Linked DNA regions of Homo sapiens: region 2 is linked to region 1. Evidence: read pairs that join two places in POLR2A ChIA-PET (ENCODE). Cell type or tissue: MCF 10A. All regions are shown on one strand. Region 1 overlaps ADARB1 (adenosine deaminase RNA specific B1). Region 2 overlaps ADARB1 (adenosine deaminase RNA specific B1).

Region 1 (5,000 bases):
GCAATTCCTCTTGCGCAGGGGAATTACTATAGGAATTCTATCTATTGTATCCCCCCAAGATGTTCCAGCCTCAGAAGATAATCTCATGTATAAAAACACAAGAAATAACTTCAGTCTTTTCAAGCAAAAAGAAAGGCAAAAACAGTGAGTCTGCCTGAAACTAAAAATAACTCCCCACAGCCCTGCAGTGCGACCTGTGGCTACACGGCACAGACAGCACTAAGGCAGGACCCGGGAGGGAGGCTCAGAGGGAAACCAGACAGTGCAGTGAGGCTGAGGACGGCCGTGCTTCCAAAGATGTTCCAGCCAAAATCTTTCATGTTTATTTATTTTTATTTAAACCACCCTGAAAAGGGAAAAGAATAACACGCCAAACTGTTTGCTGCCGAAATTAGCTCTTATTTTATGAAAGAAAGGAAATACACGATTTCTATTCGCAGCTAGCATTTAGTAACACAGAATCAGGAGGAGGAGATATGACTCATCATGTCGTAATATTTTATAATTTCCAGCTCTTCAGTTTTGCTTTCTCAGCACATGCTTTAGATATCTCCTTCTGGCCTGATTATTTTTTCTATGCTTTTAAGAACAATTTATTGGTGCAAAGGATTATAAATAATTCATTTCTCCAATGCACAGTTATATTATATAAAAATACTTGCTATTTCACATATATGGCATAATTAATGCAATGTTTTACTTCTGTGGCATGTTAAAAATAGGTAGTCACAAATCGACACTTAACTTAGCAATATTAAACCACAACGTCTCTTTCAGACTCATTCCAACTCTGGGATCCTCATTCTTTCAATAACCTCTGGTTACAGAGAAGCTGATTTCCTATCACTAATTAAGCTAGAAGAAGCGCTGTGGCTGAAAATAAAATCCCATCCCACAGCACAAGCCATGATAAAGGTGACCTGATTTTGACCTTCCCATACTTGGACTGCCTGTGTACCCCCCCAAAAAAAGCATCGGTTGAAGATAAAGCCTCCTTTAAAGGTCTCGCTAGGGAACCAGTTACCTGAAATTCCTGACATTTACAGACAGAAATGGCAAGCAGGACCTTTGCTGGCACAAACTCAAAACCCAGTAGTCAGACATGGGTGTGTCTCTACTCCCCAAAGACGGCGTCCCCCCTAGGCTCCCAGCCACTCTCATCCATCCACGCTCACGCCCTGGTGACCGCCCCCTACCTATGGCTCTGCACCAGCCACTCCCATCTGTCCACACTCACGCCCTGGTGACCGCTCCCTCCCCACAGCTCTGCATGCCATCCCGAACTCCCAGGCGGGAGCACGGCTGTGTCCAGTGAGCGGCTCACATGAGAGCTGCCAAGCGAGCGCCTGGTCCCTGCCATGCCCAGAGGGCATCTGAGGCCCAGTGGGCGCTCGTCAGTATCCACAGAGCAAATGGACACAGGAGCACACCTGCGTTCCTCCAGCCAGCAGCAGCCCTCTGACACCTTCTCTTTCCCCTCATCTCATCTGAACCCATGAAAAAGCTTCCCTGGAAATGTACAACTGGACTTCCTGAGTTAGTCACTCAGCTGCTCATAAGTAAATTAATCTGACACCATACTAATTTTACTGGGATTTTAGTATTTGTCACAACTTCTCTCAAAAGCAGACGCTGAATCATGAGATAGTCGCCAAAAATAAGTACTAAAGAAATGTTCTTCTTTTTTTTTTTGAGAAAGAGTCTTGCTCTGTCACCCAGGCTGGAATGCAACGGCATGATCTCAGCTCACTGCAGCCTCTGCCTCCCGGGTTCAAGCGATTCTCCTGCCTCAGTCTCCCGAGGCTGGGACTACAAGCGTGCACCATCACACCTGGCTAATTTTTGTATTTTTGGTAGAGATGGGGTTTCGTCACGTTGGCCAGGCTGGTCTCAAACTCCTGGCCTCAAGTAATCTGCCTGCCTCAGCCTCCCAATGTGCTGGGATTACAGGAAAATTTTCTTTTAATTACTCCTAAGAAAATAATAATTGATGGTAAAAGGCTTTCACCAAGTCTAGTGCCCGGCATGAAGCACTGACTCAATAAATGGTGAACTGACCCCAAAGAGGGCAGCAAGTGCCACACATGCCACTGGAGGGCAGCAGGTGCCACACATGCCACTGGAGGGCAGCAGGCACCACCCCAGAACAAGCAGGAGGGACTCATGGGTGAGCTAAGGCTGCAGTAAGATTAGAAATCAACCAACAGTAACAGATCATCTGTGCCGGGAAGTATTCAATAAAGCATCTTTCAAAGGCAAGCCAAAAGGCTTAATTAAGCGGTTTATATCAAGAAAAAGGCATTTCTACCAGTCAGATTTGATCAGATCTTTACAGGTTTTTACTCACCTTGAAATTTTTCTAGCTTTATGTCTGCTCTGATCCCAAGGCAGCTTCCTTCGGTGCGAGCGGACTGAGAGAGTATCTCAGCAGGACTGAAGTAAGCAGAACTCCGCGCTTGGCCAGTGTGTCTCCTTCAGTTGCCCCTTAAGCTCTCCATGCCAGCCTGAAAGGCTCCACTCTGTGTAACAGAGAGATTCGGTAACTTCACACTTGTTTGATTCAGTATCAAAAGCTTTGTCACCATTTCAGAAGTGAACTCTATAACAATAAATACTCTCCATGAAAAGTCTTCTAAATACAAATTTAAGTTATTTTAAATGTACTCTTCCGAATCTGTAAAGGGGATATGCGCAATCCATCACGTCTCCGTCCGTCTGCCTGCAGCAGGTAGAGGCACCTGTGACAGACGGAGGCAGATCGCTGCCAGCCCAACATCTCGGCATCAGCGGCACCAGGCCACACACTGAGGACTGGAGTCTCAGGCAGAATCTCACACGTACTCATCTTTTTTACAATTCAATATGCACACACCCCTACACATGCACACATGTGAATGTGAGTCCAGATACAGAGACGCACCATCCCTGCACGTGCTCTGCCCGGGTTTGGAAGCTACAGGCCACCTCTGCTTCTGAAGCAGAGGTTGTGAAACAGTATCTCCATCTAGTTTCTGCTCTGTGTGAAAGCGTTTTCAACCAGCAAGCCATTAGAGAAAATGTTTCAACATGCTAATATAATTATAAAACCTCAATATGGAGTATTAAAATTTTCTTCCTGAAAAGCAAACTGATATCCAAAAGAAGGGGAAGTCTGCAATGGGTTTCTCCATTGCAGAGTTCCAAAGAGAAGTCTCTGGGAGGTGTGTCCAGGGGTGAGCGGGTTTCTGAGTGGGAACCTGGAGGAAGGAGGTGAAGTGTGGGATAAGGTGCGCGTGAAAGTGGCTCGACTCTCGCTATGCAGACTTGGCCAGGCCATCACAATGCGTTCCTGCTGCCCCGGTCGCTGCTGCAGTCCTCAGAGGAGATTGGAGGCTACCTTCCAAACCTCCCACCTGTGACCAGCTGACATTCATCTACAACACACGTCAGCTCGTCTGCTGGGACAGACCTAAGACACAGAGACAAGCTCACCTGTGTCCTGCACTAGCACCATCAAGTCAAATGGGCTGTCACTGAAAATGCTCTATCAGCCTGGAATTACAGGTCACAGAGTCATCTTGTCCAGCACAGAGAATGAGGGCCACATGTCCAGAACTGTCCCCACTATCAATGACCCCCATCATCCCCACACCAGATTCAAGCTCCCAAATCACCCTCCCCAGCGGTCCCAATCACCACGCCTGGGTGGAGAGTGTCAAGAAGTGCAAGGACGTTGGCCTCTGACCTTCAGCGTTGCCTCCACTCAGTCCGAATCCAGCTCCACCACAGCCCCTCCCCAGTGGGCAGAGAGCAAGGGCCCCGAGTGAGCATGAGCTGAACAAGCTTCTCTGGAGATGGCACCTAGCCCCTCCCTCAATCCAAAGAGCCACAAAGAAGTAAAATCCATTCTAGAAGCTTTACACACCAAAAAGTCCACCGCCTAAACAGAGAAAGAAAAACACAGCAGAAAGGACATGAAACCAAGATTTACAGAACTGGGTTCTAGTGCCCACATCATGTCCCACCAACTCTGCAAGCCTGGCCAAGAAATCTGACCTCCCTGGGCCGTCTGCAGGATGGGAAACTGCATGGGAAGCCCAGCCACTTTGAGGAGGGAGCAGGTGATATGCAGAGTGGGTTTTGGAAGCTGCAAAGTCTAAACATCAAGTGTGAGAATGGTTGCCTCCCATTTGAGTACACTCATACCAACTGAGGTAAAACTGCCATACTTGCCAGGAGTATTGCAAGGGGTTTCAGGAAAAGCATGGCTTCCAGGAAAGAGGGGTCCAGGCCACCACCCTAGACCTCAGCCTTGCAGTCGTGTGACTTGAACAGTGACTCAGCCCCTTCCAGGCTTGCTCCTATGAGGACAGGACGAGGACACAAGGAACACCCGCCGCAGATGGTGCCGTGAGGATTAAATGGAGGAACAGATGTAGAGTGCTTGGCCCCGTGACTAAGATCACAGTAGGGGCGCAATAAAAGATGGTCAAAAACACCGGAGTCTTTTTGTCATGGAGGGAGTGGAGAGGAGCAGGTGACAGAGACAGCAGACAGCGGCTGAAAAAACAAAACAGTGGAGAGATGGAAGATCTGCACAACACAATTAACAAGCTGCATGGTGGTCACATGCAAGACGCTGCTCCTAACAGTGCATCACACATCAGCTCCTCAAGGACACATGAGCCACTTCTAAAAATAGACCATATCCCAGCCGTAAAGAAAATCTCAACATATTTCAGGTGGCTGAAATCAGACAGAGCTCATCCTCTGATCGTAATACCATGAGCCTAGAAATTAACAAGCCAAGTATAACTAGAAAGTCCCATATGTCTGAGAGTTCAGCAATACACTTCTAAATAATCCATAGACAAAAGAAAATAATCACAGGAGAAAACAGAAAACACTTAGAACTTAAAACTAGAAAAGATTATGTACAGAATTGTGTGGCACACAGATAAAGCAGTACATCAGAGGGACCTTTATAGCTCGGTGCTCAAGCTAGAATAGGAGTAAAAAAA
Region 2 (5,000 bases), 49 kb after region 1:
CCTCCACCAGGAGCCACCCTCTTGATGCCATCTACCTCAGCCCTGTCTCCTCGGTCATGCCAATAAAGACAGCACAGGTGCTCCTTGACTGACGGTGGAGTTCCGATCCTATGAACCCATCGCAAGTTGAAGACATCCTAACCTGAAAAAGCATTCAATACACCTACCCTACCAAACATCAAAGCTTAGCCTAGCCTACCTAAAAGGTGCTCAGAACACTCACATTAGCCTACAATTGAACAAAATCATCTAATACAAAGCCTATTTTATAACAAAGTACTTAATATCGCATGCAATTTATTGAATGCTATGCCAAAAGTGAAAAACAGAATGACTGTATGGGTACCACAGTCAAGTCAAAAATTGTTACTGGAACCATCATAAGCCGGGTCCGTGTGTAGTTGTGAGGCACGGTGTCTGCCTCTGTGATCTGTTTAGTTTCTCCACCAGAATGTCAGTTCAAAGAAGCACAGACCTCCTCCCTGTCCTTCTCCACCGCATCCTCCCACGATGACTCACACAGAGCAGGCACTCAGGAAAGCCTGCCCTGAGAGAAAAGAGCAAAGGGAAAATGTTTCCACAGCAGTGGGAACTACTCTCCACTGCACAGATGATGGAGAGAATGCAAGGAAGCTGGGGAAGGCTTCTTCACATTTCATCGCATTGGCTGAACTACTGAGAAGATGGGTGTTCTGAAACTCCAAACCTGAAAAAATCAAATAATCACAAAAACAAATCAAAACTCATGCAATTAAGATATTTTACCAAGTTAACAGGCAACTGTGTTTCACTGAATGCTGCTGACCCAGTGGAACATAAACATATACATGCAACAGGCCCAAAGCAACAATACCTGCTTTCCTCTGGGGGTAGGGTTGGTGAGGGAGTCGTCTTAAATGCAAAACTGAAATTCCCAGCTAGGCAAATCAAGCACAAATCAGGCACCGAGTCTTCTAGTCCTCTGAGTACTGAATTTGGTGAATAAAGGTGCCAACCTCCAGGTAACAATACTTTTAGAGAAAAGTGAATTTTTTAAATAAATAAAAAATTCCATTTCCACATGTATCTTTCCGTAAGTACGCCCCATGGCATGTTCAGCACAAGCTGGTAAGAAGCTGGATCCTGAGTCCTAGGGTGAGATTCCGAACTTTTTAGGACTGAGGACAAAACCATGATTTATTTCCTATCCTCCTTTCAAAAGGGCAGCATGTCTTGAGGAATATTTCTGAGTCCAGGCTCCCACGTGCAGAAGTCCTGCCTCCCTCCTGAAGTCCCGCCTCCCTTCTAGAGCTGAGCATCCCTGCTCTTCCTGCCTCCCTCTCACCTTCTCAAGGACTTGGCTCCAACATTATCCTCTTTCCTGGCATATTATAAATGTTTCCCTCTACTGGATCATTCCTATTAGCTCATAACATGCTATCATCGCTCTCATTTAAAAATACAACTAAAAACTTCCTGTACCCATGTCCCCTCCAGCCACCATCCCATGACTCTTCCCTTTTAACAGAACTCCTCTAGAGAGTCGTCTACACTGATGTTCCCACCTCTACTCTATTTGTTTCCTCTCCCCACCACTCCAAACCTATCAAGGTCACTCACAACCACCTCTTATCAAAGCCAATAGGAAACTCTCCAGCCCACGAAGAATAAGAAGAAAAGAACCCCTCGGTGTCTTGGTTTCCAGGCCACTAGACTCTCACTAGTTTCTTCCTTCTTCAAACAGAGTCCTTTTCAATGGCGTTGCTAGACCCTCCCTCCCAATGTGGACCGCTTGCCAAAAGCTCCCAGGCCATTCCTCATCTCCTGCTCCTCTGTATCCATACTGTATGCCTCATAGATCAGCAATATGCAAATGACTCCCAAATTTACATATTTGGCCCCAACCTCTTCTTGAACCTGACCTTGAATTTCCATCCATATTCACCTTTCTCTACTCAGATAACTAATCATAAAAATAATAAGCAAAGTAAGCCCCATTAAATACTGTTAGTCAGGTACTATTTTAGGTACTTTACATTAGCAACTCAACAACCCTGACAAGTTGCTTTTATTCTTCCTAATTTATAGATGAGAAAACTGAAGCACAGAGATTAGACTGCTTGCTCAAGATCATCTAGGAAGTAGCTGCACAATGACCCAACCCTCGTCCTCCAGATCTGGCCCTTGAGTGGAGCTGCTGAGCTGGGCTGCCTTCCAGTCACAAGCTCCACATGTTCAAATCCCAACACTGGCTCTTCCCAGACTTCCCTATCTCATACCTGGCACCAACGCCAAGTCAAAAGCTGAGTTGGAAGAATCAGATTCTAGATGTGAAGAAATTTCAGAATTACTTTATTTTACTTGTATTTTCCTTTTTTATGAAAGTGCATGAATTATATGATTTTAAAAGTCAATGCTTAGTCTAAGCTCTTTCAATGAGTATAAATGAATGCTGGGTAACAAGAAAGCATTGTGTCACAATCTAGTTGGCTACATTTTCCCTTTGTTAGCAGCATAAGAAATGATGATGCAACTTAAAAATGATGGCATCTTACAAATGCTGAAATTCAGTAGGCTGAATCTGATCTCACCACTTCCGCCCTGGTCTGAGGTGCCGGTACAGTCACCCAGCTTTCACAAAAGTCTAACTGATCTCCTTGCTGATATTCCTCCTCCAGTCTGCAGTAGTGGAGGTGCAAAAAGCAAGCTGCAGTAAGGAGGTAAGGGTACATCCTGCCATTGCCACTTCCTGTGTGACCTTGGGTAAATCACTTAACCACTCTGTGCCTAGGTATTCCCCCCTGTAACATGGGAATAATGATAATAATGCCTACTTTTTGGACTGTCATAAGAATAAATGAATTAATATATGTAAAGCTCTTAAAACAGCCTGGCATATTGTAAGCCCAACAGCCAGAGTGGTACTTTTTAAAGATAAATCAGATCATGTCATTCGCAAGGAAGGAAGAAAGGCTCCCTTAAGGCTTCCCATCAAACTTAAAATCTAAATTCCTTACCACAGCCTGTGTGCTCCAAGATGCAGCTCTCCTCCACTCCCATCTCACTTCCTACCACTCGCCCAGCCTCTCTGGCAGCAATGGCCTCCCTGAGGTGACCACCATACTACAAGGAGGCTCAGGGACTTTCACCCGAGAGTTCCCTGTGCCTGAGAGGCTGCTGCTGCCGTGACCTCAGCCCAGCTCACTCCATCCTCACCACCTATTTGACCTTCTCTCACCTACCCTGCCTCATTTGCCCTTTGAAGCAGTTAGGACACCAAATGCTTGTTTACTGCTCTCCTCCTTCCCAAGAAAATGAACCGCTTGAGGGCAGGAACTCTCCTCATCAGGCTCATCCTGAATCTCCAATACCTAGAACAGTACCTGGGCCAGGATGCATGGGTGAATGCCTGTTGGATGAACAAGCAAATGAAATGGAACCAGGTTCCAAAATCACCAAACTAGAAGCAAGTAGAGCTTCCATTTCACTGTACTTCCAATAAAAATACAAGGTATCTCAGAGTTACTTTCATCCCCCTTCCTGTTCCATCACAAAGACGTTAAACCTAAAACCAAAGTCACTTTTCTTTGTGTACGCCTAGGACATCTTATAGGCATACAGGTGGAAAAGTGCAGCAAGCAGTACTAATCAAACTACCAAAAAAAAAAAATTGTGATAATTTGATATTAATGGCCCTAGCCCAACAGCTGTCAAGCTATGGATGAAGCAAAACTCTGCAAATGGAAGGTGCGGTAAGCCCTGCCACGAAGACCTCTGTGGGCTACTGCGCTGTCCCTGTCCACACCCCAGATAAAAAGCTGTCAACTTGGAAAGAAAAGTCACTCAAGGAATAAGGAAGGAATCTTAATGATTTCACTGGACAATTTTTAATTTTCCCATTTGCTTTTCCTACCTCACATATTATGAACATACAAAATAATATGGGTTTTTTTTTAACACCATTTCCATCACACCAAATTACAGATTTAGAAATTCCTATTTTAGAAAGTTGACACAGAAAACCACTGAGTTTTCTTTTTCTTTTCTTTTTTTTTTTTTAGACGGCGTCTCGCTCTGTTGCCCAGGCTGGAGTGCAATGGCACGGTCTCAGCTCATTGCAAGCTCCGCCTCCTGGGTTCACGCCATTTTCCTGCCTCAGCCTCCCAAGTAGCTGGGACTACAGGCGCCCACCACCATGCCCGGCTGATTTTTTATATTTTTTTAGTAGAGACGGGTTTTCACCGTGTTAGCAAGGATGGTCTCGATCTCCTGACCTCGTGATCTACCCGCCTCGGCCTCCCAAAGTGCTGGGATTACAGGCGTGAGCCACCGCGCCCGGCCACCATTGAGTTTTCTAATAAAATTGGACCTCTCTGAGCTTTTTGGTTTCAAACTAAGCTTGATAACTTTGCTAAACTTTTTTATAGGCTGGTAAATGTGTAACTTCATCTATTTCTTTCCAAAGTTAACTACCTCCTATTTGAATTATATTGTTTGATCACAGAGCTAATCACAGCATTCAAGGGAATAAAACCCAGTTCTTAAGTAAAACTTACAGCTAAGAAATTTTGATAATAACTAATTAGTAGGCTTTGCTTGTACCCACGTGTAAGAATATGCACTATAGCAAGGTTTGTCATATATTAAAACATATACAATACACACTTTGACTCCTGCTAGGACAATACACAATTGGGTGCAGCCTTTGAACCAAGTGCCCAGGGATGGAGTGGAATGAGGCTTTACCTTTCTGTAGGTACTGTGTGCTTGCTTATCTTTTTAAATCTATCAATACAAATGTACTGCTTTATGCCAGAAGCATTTTTGATCTCTACCTATCTTGTTAAGTACTGTATCTCCTAGGGCCTAAAACAGGGAAGGCCTAGCACATAACAGGCCACAGACAAGTATTTGTCAAATGGATTAAGTTTGTTTTATGCATTCACTGGACAAATAGAAGTTAAAAAAATTCTTATTCCAAAAATCTAAAAGAATTCAAATGTTTTACAATACATAAATTC

Evidence for each region. Peaks named below come from ENCODE experiments on the same cell type or tissue, not always from the same donor. Only the 100,000 strongest peaks of a DNase experiment are listed, where the experiment ranks them.
Region 2: POLR2A ChIA-PET joins it to region 1 with 14 read pairs; 10 of 35 experiments call an interaction of 5 or more read pairs at or near these places.

What each region holds. Positions count from the first base shown.
Region 1 is chr21:45,125,921-45,130,920 of GRCh38, reverse strand. ADARB1 (adenosine deaminase RNA specific B1) reads right to left here. Exons shown (of 11, transcript NM_001112.4): 2 at 2,348-2,519. Among named protein-coding and RNA genes, the nearest start is that of ADARB1, 54 kb to the right of the region's middle. In MCF 10A, a CTCF peak has its summit at 2,094 (motif pointing right); DNase peaks (open chromatin) are centred at 470, 1,100 and 2,120.
Region 2 is chr21:45,076,704-45,081,703 of GRCh38, reverse strand. The region is part of intron 1 of ADARB1 (adenosine deaminase RNA specific B1); the gene reads right to left. Among named protein-coding and RNA genes, the nearest start is that of ADARB1, 4.6 kb to the right of the region's middle. In MCF 10A, no CTCF peak of the experiment used is centred here; a DNase peak (open chromatin) is centred at 2,533.